2 separate regions of the Homo sapiens genome follow, and region 1 is linked to region 2. Evidence: chromatin contacts called from ENCODE Hi-C or POLR2A ChIA-PET data. All regions are on one chromosome and are shown on one strand. Each heading gives the region's core, a stretch centred on a gene start or an enhancer-like site at or near the end of the contact. The rest is flanking DNA. Distances are from core to core; before and after follow the strand shown.

Evidence for each region. A loop is a pair of places that touch in the nucleus more often than their neighbours do. ChIA-PET counts read pairs that join two places held with the same protein, here RNA polymerase II (POLR2A). Pooled maps may share reads with other maps.
Region 1: a pooled map shows a loop between it and region 2 (2.3-fold over the local background). The contact joins two enhancer-like sites. A Hi-C loop is called at or near these places in 1 of 168 maps with a recorded cell type or tissue (psoas muscle) and 3 of 50 pooled maps. POLR2A ChIA-PET finds 5 or more read pairs at or near these places in 3 of 52 experiments (OCI-LY7, PC-9 and Panc1).

Annotation. Positions count from the first base shown.
Region 1 is chr15:44,082,989-44,085,688 of GRCh38, reverse strand. The region is part of intron 1 of FRMD5 (FERM domain containing 5); the gene reads left to right. Among named protein-coding and RNA genes, the nearest start is that of FRMD5, 110 kb to the left of the region's middle. Within about 2 kb of position 1,353, at least 2 of the 41 ENCODE cell types and tissues checked have a DNase peak (open chromatin) inside an H3K27ac peak, as active enhancers do.
Region 2 is chr15:44,033,988-44,036,687 of GRCh38, reverse strand. The region is part of intron 1 of FRMD5 (FERM domain containing 5); the gene reads left to right. Among named protein-coding and RNA genes, the nearest start is that of FRMD5, 160 kb to the left of the region's middle. Within about 2 kb of position 1,252, at least 3 of the 41 ENCODE cell types and tissues checked have a DNase peak (open chromatin) inside an H3K27ac peak, as active enhancers do.

The DNA of each region.
Region 1 (2,700 bases), core at 104-2,603, 49 kb before region 2:
AATGCAAAATTAACCATTGCTTCCCTATTTTATATTTTCTTACAACTCTCTATGCCTATAAGATAATGCCCAGACTTGGTTTGAGATACCCCTCTTTGGCTTCTCTTGCCCTATGTGGCTCCTTATCAAGACCAGTATTGGCATCCTAACCACCCACAGGGCTGCCATAGTATCAGGTCATTTGCTTTCTCTTCTGTTTTCTTACTTAATTTTTCTACTTTGACCTATGAGTCGTTGCCTTATCTTCTTGAAAACTTAGCTATGTATTTTTAAAAAATGTTTGCTATATTTTATTCTGAAGTTTCTTTGAGTTTTGTTGGCAGAGGCTTTTTAGGTTATCTGGTCTACCCTATTGACAGAAATAAGTCTTTTTTATATTTCTTGTCTAATCTCCTGTCTTTCCACTTTGCTTCTCAAATAGGAGTTAGGGCTAGAAGTGAGTTCAGTGTATCTTTATATTCCTAGGCTCTAGAACATAGTGCTTATATAATATCTATTTAATGAATATTCTCCAAACCACATTGTTTATTTGGAATACCTGTTCACCTTTTAAAATTCACAACAAACTGATTGTTGCAATTGCCAAATAAGAATCTATATAAATGACAGCTGCTGAGTGAAGTTTGTACGTAGGGGAACATTTCCTGGTAGCCATATTAGATTTCCATAGGTAAATCTCTTGGTGCTCAGATCACAGTCATTTGTGTGTAATGATATCTGGATGTGGTTTATACCACACCCCCAGATTGCTTCCCCAGATTGTATATCAAAGTCACGATCTTTTGGCAGAATTATAATTGCCCATGGGGAATGGTGGCCTCTGAGTTTCATAGCTCAGGGATGTATTGTTGGAGCTGCTGTCAGTTTTTCACTAGAGATATAACAATTGAAGTGTCTTACATTTCTATAGTTCTTTTTAAAAAACAAATTTGAGATACAACACATACCATTTAAAGTGTACAATTTAAATTTAAAGTGTACAATTCAATGGAATAAAAGCTAAAGGATTATTAGCCTGGAGAAGAGAGAAAACTTATAAGAATGTGACAGCTTCCTCCAGTATTAGAAGGTCTATCATGTGGATAATATACAAAAAAGGTTTAAGTCTGTGCTGTGTTGCCCCAGAGGGAAGAACCAGGAAGTTGCAAGGAGATAGATTTATATCAACATTTATATCTGAATTCATATCAGAAGAATTTCTAACAGTTGGCATTAGTTGAAAATAAAGTGGGCTGCCTCGGGAGTTCATAAAACTCTCCAACAATAATAGTATCCAAACAGGAGCAAGATGACTGGTAGTGGGGAATTCTGTAATGGTGATTCAGGCATCCCATGGGTTGTATTAGGTGATTTCTGCGGTCTCTTTCTACCATGAGAGATTGATTCTTTGAAGGCTAGAGAAAACAAAGGGAGAAGAAGTTTACAGCTTGCAAAACAGGGGGTATGTATAATGTAAAGATAGGTGTGTTATCATCTTCTTGAAATTTGGTAGTCAAAACATAAAATTTGAGATTAGCCGCCTCATTATATAGGTGGGACATTCAGATACAGAGGTTATTAAACATTGCCCAAGGTCAAATAGCCAGTCAGTGGCAGAGTTGGAACTAGATTCCCTATTGTTTTAAGACAAATAATGGAATTATTCATTTTAATAATTAAGATAAAAATAATTTACTGGATGGAAAAACTGACAGGTCCAAGACTAGGTTATGACCACATCCTTAATGTATTATTAATGAAAGGTAGGTATGTTCAGGATACCTTTCAAGCCTTTTGAGGATAAGATCAAACAGTACAAATGACAAGCTTTACTACAAAACTTACCCTGGTGCTGCTGACAGAAAGAAGATATTGAACTGAATGAACCACTGATTTAACACACAATGGCTTTTAAACTGTGTATGTCTTTATGTCTTTTCTCTGTTTGCTTTTATCATTGTTTTTGAATGTTTTATTATTTCCATAGTTTGATCCCATGTGTCCCGTTTTATTCCAAGTCCACTTTTATCTCAGCGTCTTGAATGGTTAACACAAACAACAAATGCATTAAACAGCAAGGCATTGTAACTTCTAACATCAATAACAGTAAAAGCAGTAAGACATTCAAGAACAATGAAATAAAAGCAGTGGGGGAAAAAATCCTGGGTTCAGTTGAAGCTCGGCTAGGTGTATATCAGCCAGTAGTGAAGCTTGAGCAGGATCACAGAGGTTAGAAACAATTGTTCCAGACTATGAATGGACAGCAATTCTGTCCTCCAAATTTAAACACATAGCATTAAAATATTACAATTAGTAACCATGCAAGACTGGCATGAGAAAATGAAATCTAATCTTGATCCTTGTTTTAAATATTTTAAGAGGAGTTTATCAAATAAATTTTCTTGCTTTAGTGGATGCATTTAGAAGAAATGGGACCATATAGATTTGTCCTGTGAGATTACATGTCTTCATCTTCTTCCTAGCATACCAAAGAGAGTAGGATATTTGCATATTTCCAGTTCTCTTTTCACTTTCTAAAAATCACATGAAATATCCTGTGATATTTATATATGACCACTGAGGTCCAAAGGTAAAAGAAGGGCATTTTAATCTGTCTTTTAAGGCATATAATCAGAAAGTGTTTGAGAAGCTTGTCATGAATTATGAGCACTTTCAGTGAATCACGTACAGAGTATTTTCAGCACAAAATCCTGTGAAATT
Region 2 (2,700 bases), core at 3-2,502:
TCTACAAGCTAGTGAGTTCAAGAATATGTAAAACTCAGTTTGATTTTTGTTCTAAGTGCTTGACACATACGATTTTATTTAATCCTCTTAATAACTATGATCAACTACAATTTTCAGCTCCATTTTATTGATGAGGAAATTGTGGTGCAGAAGGGTTAAGTAACTTGTGCAATCACACAGCCATGCAAATAGCAGTATGAGAATTTGAGCCCAATCGGCTGCAAGGGCCCAGCTGCCGGTGCCTATACTCTCTAAACAACTTCTCTCCTCTATTTTCAAAGACAGAGTCAGAAATAGTAATTAGAAGGGACCCAGGAGGGTTTTTTTTTTTTAATTTGAAGATAAGAGAATGTTGAGCAGGTGCGTGAGGGTGAAGAGGGACTAATTGAAGGAACTTAGTTCTGGAAGAGATTGAAAAAAGAAAAAACTTGAGAGAAGTTCAACCTTGGTCAGGAGAAATGTGCCCTTATCCTCTGACACTAGCTTAAGGGTTGTTATGTCTGAAACAAACCACAGAGTTTGGAGTAGGCATTTCTGGTCTTGTTTTGATCCTGTTGACAAGTGCCCTCTCAGTACATATTATGGGCAATGCTGCGTTAGGATTTGTTCCTTTAATTTTTGTGACATATGACGCAGTTTCTCTGGCCAGAGGCTTCTCTTAGGTCAGCATACATTTCTCACTTAGTTCATCCAAGCAGTGCCTTCAGAGAGAGTTTACTACGAGGAAGATCTGTCAGGAGCACATGTATAACATTTTTTAGTCATTCTAGTTAGTTGGCTTCAGGACAAAATAAAAACCTCCCAGCTGATGAATACAAAGTACCTGATGTCACCTTCTTAAATGCCTCAAAGTAGCATGGGGCTACTCAAGTTTTATGATATATAAACATAAAATATAAAACATAGATTTTTAAAAAATGGGATCAACACTGCTCAGGTGGCAGTTGGTCCAAAGAAAAAATAGTCAGGTACCAACCTCTAATAAGAAACATTTGCATAATGGCACATCCCTGACAGATCCAAAAGGGTCTCCAAATTTTATTACTTCTGTTTTACCCTAGCAACATTAATAAGTACATCATAACAGGCATTTTTTGGCCAAGAAAAATCAAATACTCTTTGGGAGGTAAAACGGATTTTGATGCCTTCAAATGAATGCTGGAGGAATTTGGCAAAAGACATTCTAGCAAATGCCAAAATAGCAGTCATCCAGGATACTGTGTGTTTGACTCACAGCCAGTCAGGCACAGGCAAAGTCTGACGTGTTGCTTCTTTACACCACCAGAGTAACACTTAGGAGAATGTTCTAGATGTGTAAATGTTCAAAACTTGAGCTCAGACCAGACCTAAGTGGTATACAACCTGTTCAAGGTTGATTTAATTGCTAGCAATTGTATATTCCTTAAGGTCTTTATGGCCTTTTGTCAGCATGGCATGGCAAGACAAGAAAAATTTTAAAACCACTGGTTATGTAGAGTGTTTTTTGGGTATGGAACCATATCTTGTGACTTAGCCCCGGAAGAGTCACCTGTGACACCATGATTGCAGGCTCTTTGGGGTTTGGACTGAAGTCTGGAAACTGCTGCATATGCTACATCAGAAATTTTAAATATAGTACCAGGTCTTAAGCAAATATAGAAAGTGAAAACAGCAGAATTCTAACAAGAATTAAGTGTTCTGATAGGCCAGTGGAAATGGGGAGCAAGGAACATTCACTGTTTCAGGGAACCAGCTTTAGGGACTGAGGTATCAAAAAGAAGGGATTGGATATACAAGTGGACAGGTTGGAGAGATCTCTAACCTGGGTAGAGGGAAAATAGTTAGAAGCACCCAGTTGTTAGGTTAGGGCTAGAATGAGCCTCATGTAGAACTCATCGGTGTTTGACTAGGGCTTCTTAACTCTTCTCTTCCCCCCTCAGCTCCCAAGTTTCAGACTGCCCAAAGCCTGGAAAAAGAGCTAAATCTAAAATTAGCTGAAGTTGCTGAGGATGCAACTTGGAGGTTGGGGCACAGACTTAGACAAGCCTTACGTCTTCCTGCTCCAGACAGTGCTAAGTAAGGGGGAAATATTTTCCTAAGATAGATGGGCACATAACCCCATTAACTCCCAAAGGAGTATGAAAGGGAATATGTGCTTATTTCACAATAATCTTTTATTGCAAAATTTACTGATGCAGAAGCAGAAACTAATGCAGGTGGCAAGTGAGAGGAATGTAACTTTGTTTCCCAGCATTTAGAAGTCCGTGAACCCAAGTGTAGACCAAGTGAACCTTTAAAGACAACACATGGGTATTACTTGGTCAGGGTAACAGACCATATAAGTAGGTAGTCAAATAATTCTAACTAGAAAACCTGAAAAAATAAATTGCTGAAAAAGGAGGTTGAATGAACAGTAATCATTCCTGTGTGATTAGTAAACTTTTAAGACCCTGTTATGGTGAATTGTATCACTGTACTTTTCAAGTAGACAACATTCAATTAGACACCTGCCTAAGGAGCATATTTTTCATTGACTTTTGATTATCAAAAATTGAGATCTTTCTCATGCCCAGACTATTGCCAAGGAAACAAGAGTAACAGTTTCCACTCAGCAGCCTGGCTAAATTCCAGAACCCCATGTGACTGGGCAGACTCCTGGAGTCTTTCTGATGACCAATATCAGAGATGCCTTGTCTGTGGCCTATTGTGTTTTCCTGTATA